2 separate regions of the Homo sapiens genome follow, and region 2 is linked to region 1. Evidence: chromatin contacts called from ENCODE Hi-C or POLR2A ChIA-PET data. All regions are on one chromosome and are shown on one strand. Each heading gives the region's core, a stretch centred on a gene start or an enhancer-like site at or near the end of the contact. The rest is flanking DNA. Distances are from core to core; before and after follow the strand shown.

What was found. Hi-C counts contacts between places; a loop is a spot of excess contacts on that map. ChIA-PET counts read pairs that join two places held with the same protein, here RNA polymerase II (POLR2A). Pooled maps may share reads with other maps.
Region 2: a pooled map shows a loop between it and region 1 (7-fold over the local background). The contact joins the promoter of STK31 here to the promoter of NUP42 in region 1. A Hi-C loop is called at or near these places in 6 of 50 pooled maps. POLR2A ChIA-PET finds 5 or more read pairs at or near these places in 2 of 52 experiments (PC-3 and activated CD8-positive, alpha-beta memory T cell).

The regions. Positions count from the first base shown.
Region 1 is chr7:23,180,107-23,185,315 of GRCh38, reverse strand. It overlaps NUP42 (nucleoporin 42), which reads right to left and starts at 3,268. Exons shown (of 7, transcript NM_007342.3): 1 at 3,110-3,268; 2 at 18-246. The coding sequence starts at 3,230. RefSeq lists enhancers at 2,904-2,973, 3,074-3,673.
Region 2 is chr7:23,708,816-23,714,615 of GRCh38, reverse strand. STK31 (serine/threonine kinase 31) reads right to left here and starts at 4,397. Exons shown (of 24, transcript NM_031414.5): 1 at 4,281-4,397; 2 at 2,471-2,517; 3 at 2,330-2,382. The coding sequence starts at 4,330.

The sequences.
Region 1 (5,209 bases), core at 2,019-4,518:
TGAAAACTTTCACTTACAGAAGTTTCTTTTCATCTTTCTGCTCATCAGGACTAAGTGAAGCAAATGGGTTCTCAGACAATCCAAAGCCTTCCTTCCTGTTAGTTGAAGCTCCAGAATCAAAAGAACTGAAATATGGCTTTTCTTGATCTCTGCTGCCCCCCCATGGTGTGGATTTGGAGAAACTGGATGGCTGGATGACATTGGAATATCTCTGGCTAGTTGTATTCCATCCACGTCTATTATTACCTAAAATAAACAATAAAACAAAATAATTTTACTAGCAACTTTTCTTTCTATTTTCTTTTTAATTGAGATAGGGTCTCACTCTTTTGCCCAGGGTGGAGTACAGTGGCATGATCTTGGCTCACTGTAACCTCAACCTCCTAAGCTCAATCGATCCTCCCACCTCAGCCTCCTGAGTAGCTGGGACCACAGGCGCAAACCACCATGTCTGGCTAATTTTTGTACTTTTTGTAGAGATAAGGTCTTGCCATATTGCCCGGGGTTGGTCTCAAACTCCTGGGCTCAAGAGATCCACCTGCCTCAGCCTCCCAAAGTGCTGGAATTATAGGCATGAGCTACTGTGCCCAGCAACTGTTCTTTAAAATCTCAAAAATCTTCATTATATCTTAGTATGTCTAGACAATATAGAAAGATTCAACAAGCACTACATTTAAACTCATTTTAAATGACAATCTCTTCATTTTTTATTTATATACAGTAGTTAGGTTGTAATATCAACAAATCACATAGTGGCCAATTGCATTTTTGTTTGAGATTGAGAAGAAAATAATATAGAAAAATAGTGATATATTACTAAATTCAGCTGACAAAGCTTATTAAATGAACAACTGCTTGATAGTTAAAAGTTGACAGAAGGCATGCATCATAAATCATAAACTCCTTCAGGATAAAAACTTGGGTTTTTATCATTCTTTGCTCCCCCACCAGGCCCTATACTGTAGTAAAGGCTGAAAAATGGACATTGAATTAAAGTTTCTCGAATATGAAAGATTACATTCTACCCTCTGTTTTTGTACAGATGCTTAAGTCTATTTGACGCAGTCTTTTCTCTGGGCAAACACCTACACACCTATTTTCACAGAGAGATTATACATGGTATTTACATGTGTACAGAATGCATGTAGTTCCTCTACCAGCTTTCCAATATTTCATAAATATCAAAATGAGCCAAAAAGATTCTCTCCTCTCTTTATATATTGGTTTTGTTTTGTTTTTTAAAATCATTTTAGCAATCTCATTTACTCATCACTTCCTAGTTGGGGCCAAGATTAAGGTAATTCATCTTGTTTCTGACTGAATAAAGAGATAAGCCATTAATTATATTAAAAGTTAGAATGACACACATGCCCAGTTGTGAAAGTTCATCCTGCAACTCTAAACTACCCTAAAAAAAAAAAAAAAAAAAGTGGAGATTGCTAGACCAGATCCCTCAAGTAGAAGTTAATGGTATCTTCTTCTTCTAAAGTTCCAAATTCACTGGGGGATGATACAACTGAAGAAACTCACTTCCTCCTTTTTTTTTTTTTTTTTTTTTTTTACATTGCTTTTGGTCTTCATACTTATAATTCCAGAAACATTCATTTGTTTCTGGGAGCTAAATACAATTTGTCTGCCAAATTTTGTTTACACTCACATTCATCAGACATGAGTCCTAATTTTCGGTCTGAAATATTTCACTAGATTAATTGTGGAGGAAATAAAAGGACTGTCTTCCCTGAAGTGGGATCAGACGTGAAACCATCACGCAATACAAGGTTTAAAGGTTAGATGAGGCCCGCCGCGGTCGCTCACGCCTGTAATCCCAGCACTTTGAAAGACGGAAGCGGGAGTATCACCTTAGGTCACGAGTTCGAGACCGGTATGGCCAAAATGGCAAAACCCTGTCTCTACTAAAAATACAAAAATTATCAAGGGCATGGTGGCGGGCACCCGTAATCCCAGCTACTCGGGAGACTGAGGCATAAGAATCGCTTGAGCCTGGGAGGCGGAGGTCGCAGTGAGCCGCCTGACTGAGAGAGCAAGACTCCGTCTCAAAATAAAATAAAAAAATAAAGGTCAGATGAATAGCCCTAAAGGAGGGGAAGGAAGGGAGACAGCACCGAATTATTAACCCGATCTTTAAAAATCTTGTGTTGTTCTAAGGTTTCATGTCTAATCTCTCCTTTCCTTGAAGATAAAAAGCTTTGACAATGATCTAGGCCCAGGGACTAGATCAACGTGGCCCCCGCATCTCCTTTCCTCACCTCCCGGATAGCCCTTAACTGGGCGTCCCACATTCCCAATTTCACCCCAAATTTATGAGCAGGTGCATTTTTGCGGTATGGCTCTATAGGTTTTATTAGATTTTCTTTTTTTCTTTTCTTTCTTTCTTTTTTTTTTTTTGATAGTCTCGCTCTGTCGCCCAGGCTGGAGTGCAGTGGCACGATCTCGGCCCACTGCAACCTCCACCTCCCGGGTTCAAGCGATTCTCCTGTCTCAGCCTCATGAGTAGCTGGGATTACAGGCGCGCGCCACCACGCCCGGCTATTTTTTTTTTTTTTTTTTTTTTTGGTATTTTTAGTAAAGACGGTGTTTCACTATGTTGGTCAGGCTGGTCTCAAACTCCTGACCTCGTGATCCGCCCGCCTCGGCCTCCCAAAGTGCTGGGATTACAGGCGTGAGCCACCGCCCGGCCGGTTTTATTAGATTTTTTCAAAGAAGTCCACGACTTCTCCAAAATGAAGTCCTGATTCTGACCCAAGCTGCTAGCCTCACCCTCGAAAAAACAACTTAGTAAAAATTATATTCAATTCCGGCATTTACCTACAAGGTAGTTTCGATAGGTACTTCCGATTTAAAAACTCAGTTTCGCACAAGCATCCAGGCCCAAACCCAGGTCCTCAGAAGCTCAATAAAAACGGACCACATGAATAATATGTAGATAAAACCCTCGGTTTAAAAACGTTGTGCAGGGCCCAGTAGGGCCGGCAAGGCCGCGACGCGGGCACGTTGGGGTCACCAGCAGCGGGAAACACGCGGGACGCCCGGTCCCCGCCGGCGGACCCTTCCCGGCTCGGTTACCGCGGAGGATTCAGAGGAGAGTCACCTGAAGGCTGCTGCTGCGGTTGCTGCCGTCCTCCTCCTGCACCCCTAGCACCGGGATGTTCGTTCCAGCACCGATCTCCAAAGCGGCACCGGCCTTGAAGGAAGAATTGACAAATGGCCATTGCGACGGCGTCGCTGACGGAGGGCGTCTTCAGTCTGCACCGTTCGATGCCTGTTACTGGGCAGAGAGCCCTAAGGCAACCTCGGCGCCCGGCCGGGCTACTGTGACGTCATCTTCTCGCGCCTGGGAAGGCCTTTTTCCGCCTCTCACCCGGCAGTGCCATGAGACGCATGGACTTGAGCCAATAGGACTTGAGAAGAGCGGACCGCTCTGACGCTTTGAGTGTGTCCTGGGAAGGAGGGATGCTTGAACGGTTACGTGAAGACCGGAGGCGCGTTTGACCCCGGTGCAGGGCCTCGGACTACAGGAAGGCTGGAGGTCCAAAATGAGAGGAAAGCGGAGCAAGCAAACGCAGAACTTCAGCAAGGCCCTCAGAGGAGAATTAGCTATGATTTGAGAGACTGAGTCGTTCTTGCTGAGACGGTAAAACTTAGCTTGGGCTGAGAAAGTAACAAACTGCCTAGCCTTTCATCTGGATGGATAACAGAGTCAAATAAAGCCAGACGACGTTAAGAGGAAACAATGTTTCTTTTAGGACATGCTGCAACGGAAAAGTATTACCACTTAAGTACATTCTTACTACACACTGAGAAACCTTGTTATTTCTTCTTTTTTTTTTTTTTTTTTGAGACGGAGTCTCGCTCTGTCGCCCAGGCTGGAGTACAGTGGCAGAGCTTGGAGGCAAGCTCTGCCTCCAAGGTTCATGCCGTTCTCGTGCCTCAGCCTCCCGAGTAGCTGGGACTACAGGTGCCCGCCACCACGCCCGGCTAATTTTTTTGTATTTTTAGTAGACACGGTTTCACCGTGTTAGCCAGGATGGTCTCTATTTTCTGACCTCGTGATCCGCCCGCGTCCGCCTCCCAAAGTGCTGCGATTACAGGTGTGAGCCACCGCGTCTGGCCGAAACCTTGTTCTTTCAAGTCCACATAAACGTTGCTATTTGAAATTATATCAGAACGAGTGAAAAGTCCCATCCTTGCCTGGAGGATCTAAGTCTCTTTGACGCAGAGAAGCAGCCTCAATTTCTATCCAGGTGTAGAGCTTCAGATAAACGGTTCTGAAAACATTCTGTATTTTCTTAACTTTGCAGTTTCCAAGGAAACATGCCCTACATTCAATTCTCGTCCAGACCTGATGTTAATGCCTTTACACACAGCTATGCTTTGAGATTTCATTTAAATTTCACCTAAACTTCACTCTCCCCGCCAAAACATACAATAACTACCTTTTATTTTGTACGGTGAGACACACCACAGCTCCTCTGGTGTGCAGTCTTCTTGATTGCAATAAGTCAATAGATCTGACTTTGTTGGATTACAGGTTTGTGCTGGTGGTTTTAGGATTATTGAGCTGGGAGTGAGCCATCATTCTTGCTCATGTAATTTGTTTGGATTTTGAAGACAGCAGAATCTACAGGACGGGAACTACTTGTCCAAACTAGTTTTTTATTTTCTTTAATCAATGCAATTCATTTATTTTGAAACAAATTTATGGAAAAGTTACAAATAACAGTACAAAGAACTTTTTTCCTGAACCATTTGAGACTATGTTGCAGACCTAATGCCCCATGATCCAAATACTTATTGTATATTTTCTACAAACAAACCAGGGCATTCTACATAACCACAACACAGCCAACAAAATTAGGACATTGATACTGATGCACTACTACTCTCTAATCCTTAGACTCCATTTATGTTTTGCCAAATGTCCCAATATTGTCCTTTAGAGGAAAAGGGTTCAGTTCGGAATCATTGTTGCTTAGTCATATTTCTTGTGTCTCCTTCAATTTGGAAGATTTTTTGTTTTTCCTTTTCATGACCTTGACACTATTAAAGACTACAGGCTGCTTATACTGTAGAGGTTCCTTAGTGCAGGTCTGTTTGATGTTTTCTCTTGATTAGATTCAGATTATGCATCTTTGTCAGGATTATCACAGAAGTGATGCTGCGGTTTTCACATTGCAGGTTGTGCACAATT
Region 2 (5,800 bases), core at 3,148-5,647, 530 kb before region 1:
GACAATATTAAAAAGGAAATATAAACTATCCTGTTCACATTTTTATGCTAATTATATTTTGAAACAATATTTTGGATATATTGAGTTAAATAAAATGTACTTATTAAAATGTCACCTGCTATTTTTAGTTTCTTCAATGTGGCTGCCAAAAATGTTTTAAAATTACTTACATGGCTCATATATTTCTACTAGACAGCACTAGTCTAGAAAATCTTTTTACACTGATAAATGATGTTTCTGTATAATAAGCTTAAATATAATTTATCATCCACCCTGGGACACTGTTGAGAGTGATGCAGTTGTCACTAATACAGAGACAATGGGCATGGAACCAGAACGTGTGAGCAACCTTTAGAGAATATGCATAAGCAGAAACAAATTTGCCAAATATATGTGCATAAGCAGACACACGAATTTGCCCCAAGTTTTCTATAACATCACCCTTCTACAATTTTTTTTTACATGCAGCCATGCCCCACATAGTGACATTGTGGTCAAAGAATGAACCACACACACTACAGTAGTCCCGTAAGATTATAATGAAGCTGAAAAATTCCTATTGCCTAGTGTAGTCCTAGCCATTGTAACATCATAGAACAATGCATTACTCACATATTTGTGGTGATGCTGGTGTAAACCTACCGTGCCCCAGTCTCACAAAAGCACAGCACATACAATTATGTACAGTACATAATACTTGGTAATGAAAATAACTATGTCACTGGTGTGTGTGTATATATATATTTTTTTTTACTATAATTTTTCTTATTTTAGTGTACTCCTACTTATTTAAAAAAGTTAACTGTACAGCCGCCTCAAGTCCTTCTGAAGGTATTCCAAAAGGGCATTTTTATTACAGAAGATGACAGCTCCATGCACATTACTGACCCTGAAGACCTTCTAGTAGGACAAGAAGCGGAAGTGAAAGACAGTGATATTGAAGATCTTGTCTTCGTTTTTAACCAAAAAGTTTTTAAAGTAAAAAAAAATTAAAAGTTTAAAAAGAGAAGAAAGCTTTAGAATAAGGACGTAAAGAATATTTTTGCACAGCTCTACAATGTTTGTTTTAAGCTGTGTTACTACAAATGAGTCAAAAGTTTATTAAAAGTTACAGTAAGCTAAGGTTTATTGAAGAAAAATATTTTTATAAATTTAGTGTAGCCTAAGTGTATGGTATTTATAAAGTATACAGTAGTGTACAGTAATGTCCCAGGACTTCACATTCCTCACTACTCACTCAATGACTCACCCAAAGCAATTTCTAATCCTGCAAGCTCCATTCATGGTGAGTGCCCTATACAGGTGTACCACTTTTTAATCTTTTATAATATGTTTTTACTGTACCTTCATGTTTAGATACATAAAGACTTAATATTGTGTTACAATTGTCTGCAGCATTCAGTACAGTAACATGAGGTACAGGTACACCACATGGCCTAGGTATGTGGTAGGCTATATCATCCAGGTTTCTCTAAGTACATTCTATGATGTTCATACAGCGACGCAGTTGCCTAATGATGCATTTCTCTGTATGTATCCCAGTCATTAAGTGATGCATGACTATATATTTAAGAACTCTGGGTTAATCATATTCTTCTAGAACTTTCTTCTCATATATTCTCCTTATTTCCCACATTACGAGTTCACCTCACCCCCCACCAAAAGGAGTTCCCATGCTGTAGGGAGTATAGAGAAACGTAATTTCTTTCCCTTCCGTATCATGTATAGTTTACAAAACCAAAAATTAGCAGGTCGTTCTGTGCATCAGAGGAATTTACCTTCTTAAATTGTGGAACACAGCCCTTCAGTGCTTGCTTTGTATTTAAAACTGAGTAACCTTACCTAACTGACACCCTCCCAACAGAAAATCAGAAATGTTTCATTCATGCTTCCAATTCTATAATGAGAAAAATACCACATCTCAAATTTAAGCCATTAGAAAAAACGACCGAGATTTTTAACTTATCCTCCTTCAAGAAACAATCTTATAAAAGACCCCTAGATGGGGCTATAACTTCACAAATACAACAGGCTCTCAGAATCCAGCAAAAGCAGCCTAGAATTGAGTGGAATTCTGAAATCACAATCTTGCCAATTTTCTTTTTTCAAACTTGGTGTATTATGGGCATAACACTTGACTCATAATGAGTCAAGTAACATCACAGCTGTCAACATTTGTCTCCTAATAATGCCTGGTGATAAATAATTCAATAAATATTAGGCAATGAGAATGACAAATGTATTTATTCCTGGGTTTTATTTTTGTTTTTGTTGGGGAGGAACTGGATTGGGGGAGGTGAGGGGGGATATCAACCAGTTTGCTATTTACCTGGGCCCAAAATGTTACTGCATCTTCTATGTGACTTCCAACCACATCTTCCACTAAAATCAAATCACAATACAAGGAAAATTAGAAATTAATCAGTATCATCTAGCTCTTACACCCCAAAATAATTTTTAGTGTCAGTACCTTTATCGTAATGTGTATCTTCATCCATTTGAACAATTCCTGAAAAACTAGAACAATACCTTAAATTAGATTACAATAATCCACCATTAATAATGAATGAAGACTAAACTACATCATGTTCAATTCTTACAAATGTTTTGTCCTAAATGCAGTTATCAAAATTCAAACTCTATATTAAAAATGAGCTCAATATTTCCTTCACTAACTAATTCTTTTGAGTATTTTGTAGTAGATGCAATTTTATCATATATAATCTCTATCCTTAAAATTATCTCTAGCCAAACTTTTACAAACTTATACTGAACTCATATACATTTTGATCACTTACATAAATCAATACTTTGAAACAATGTACATATTCTTTTTTTAGAAAATATCCTCCCATAAAAAGGACTTCCACAATGTAAACAAAGAGAAACATTACAAGTAATAGAACAAATGCTTTAAACTGGTAGTCTATTTTATGTAAAAGGCACGGTGGTTACTATTTTTGAAGATTCCGTGGGATTAAAGACTGCAAAAATACCTAAAATTTTGCCTATTACTTCAAAAATAATTTTAATTACATAATATTATACTTTATCAAATGCAAAAATATTCCAAAATAAATGTACACTATGTAATTTTATCTGTAATATACTAAAATACTGCACTTTCCATTCATAAGTGTTGAAGGAAAATTAAAACACAGATTTTTTATGGGTTTTTTTTTTTTTCCCCCCAAACGAAGTCTTGCTCTGTCGCTCAGGCTGGAGATCTTAGCTCACTGCAACCTCCACCCCCCGGGTTCAAGCAATTCTCCTGCCTCACCCTCCCAAGTAGCTGAGATTACCGGCGCGTGACACCACGTCCAGCTAATTTTTGTATTTTTAGTAGAGACGGGGTTTCACCATGTTGGCCAGGCTGGTCTTGAACTCCTGACCTTGTGATTTGCCCACCTCGGCCTCTCAAAGTGCCGGGATTACAGGCCTAAGCCACCGCAATTTTTTAAGAGCTTTAAAAGTTGTCTAGGAACACCACTATACTAAAGTTTCAAATGCTCTCTCATTATGAAAAGGAAAACATTAACTCCTCATCACAGAAAAATAAAATTTTAAAAATGGATTACTTTGTCACAACTTAATTTTTTAAAAAAATTTTTCGTAAGTGGCATGAAAATGTCTCCAAAGCAAGGGTTCTTTTCTACTGGTCAAAAAGCAGTTTTTAAATTCAACTGACTGAAAAGCTGTAATAACTTTTAGGGAGACTATATATTCCCACGGAAAGCATTAAGGCTTAAATTCAGTAAAAGTTAAAATTACTTTGGAAATCTCTCCACACACTCCAAGAAGCTACTTCTAGAGTAGTTTTTAAATCTTATTTTAAAATGACTTGCCCTGATTATGAAGGCACTGATGCCGTACCCACTTTCTGCAAACAGAGATCACAAAATAGTACGTCCAAATCTCCACTTCGTGATGAAAATTTGGAAGAAACGGGTACACGTAGCTCTCTGACACTTATTTTATAAGGGATTTTGAAACTTAAATGGCACAGAATTTTCGAGAAGGGGAAGAGAGTGTGGAGGCTGCGTGACCGCGTCTTCATGGAGATCATTCAGGCCGGAGGTCTTTTCGAGCCACTTTCGCCTGCCTGCATGCACTCAAAAACTGGGGCATCTGGCACCCCTCTGGGGTGGCGGGCGGCTAGAAGGTGACAGAAAACCCTGAAATGGGCCTCGTCCCAGGATTGGAGACTTAAAACGCAAGCAGCGACGAAAATAGTCCTTGAAGCGGCCACCACTGCACGTACCACAAAAACTACTACTGACCTCACACTTTCCGTTGCGGAAGCTCTAGAAGAGTGACCCTGGACCCACATACTGGACTTTCGGCCCTCCGCCCGCCGTAGCACACGTGCAGCGGCTTACCGCGTGAGCTTCGACCGCAAGGGCCCCACACTGCGCCTGCGTGCACAGCGCTGCGCCATCATCCGGTGTTAGCGGGAGTCACGTGGCAGCCACGGCCTGCCGCCTAGGAAGAAGCGTGCGGGAGCCGCCTGACGCTGGCTGCTGCCGACCCCCAGGCACTGAGGCTGCGCCCTGGTGATTTATAGGCCGGGGTGGGGTCTAGGGCCAGTTCCTTTCGCAAGGCTTCAAGCTGTGACTTTAGAGGTGACGTAGGATTTCGTGGTCTTTCCTAATCTGTTCACGTGGATTTAAATTTTAGAAACACCCAAATTAGAAGAACCCCGACATTCTATTTACACGATGGAAGAGAGAAAATAACTTTGGTAACTGAAAATGTGTTTTTCAGATTGGTAGCTTTACAAGCGTTGGTCAACTAATCCTTAGATTCCACAGCTCTCTGTAGTATTACAACTTTTTCCACAATCTTAAGAAGAAAAAATTAGTTGTCTGCTTCTTTGCAGATATTACACTTTGTGGCAAACCTTACACAACAATTGAAAATTATCTCCGGTTAATTTTTAACAGCTTGAAGGTTAAAGTACAATAAACTGCAGATATCAAAAGTGCATAATTTGTTAAGGGTGAACATATGTATACACTGTTGAAATCACCTCCACAATTAAGATAAACTTTTCCATCACCTCAAAGTTTCCTCATGCCCGGTTGTAATACCTGACTCCTCCCAGCTCCCGTTCTGCTTTCTGTCACCATATATTAGTTTGCATTTTCTAGAATTTTACGATAATAGAATCATACAGTATGAACATTTAATCTAGCTTCTTTCCAATAGCATAATTATTTTGATTGATAAATTTCGTCCTATGTGTCAAGAGTTTGTTGGGTTTTATTGCTGTTACTATTCCACTGCATGAATATAACACAATTTGTTTATCTACCTTTTAATAGGTGTTTGGACTGCTTCCAGTTTTGAATTGTTTCAAATAAAGCTGCTATTGTGTGCAAGTCTTTGTATGGACATATGTTTTCATATCTCATGGGTTAGTACCTAGGAGTGGAATGGCCAAGTCATAGAATTGTATATGTGCTTAAAAAATTGCCGCATAGTTTTACACAGTTGTACTATTTTATATTCCCACCAGCGGGTTTCAGAGTTCTAGTTGCTCTATATCCTCACCATCATTTGATATGGTTTGTGTTTTTAAGTTTAAACATTCATGTATAAATGTTTAAAGTGGTATCTCCTTGTGATTTTAATTTGCATTTATTTCTCTACTAACTAAAAATGTTGAGAAACTTTTCTTATGTTTATTTTCCATCCAGATCTTCCTAAATGAGGTGTCCAAGCTTTTTCCTGTTTTCTAACTGAATTTATTATTGAGTTTTGACAGTTCTTTATATACTGTGGATAAAACTCCTTCAGG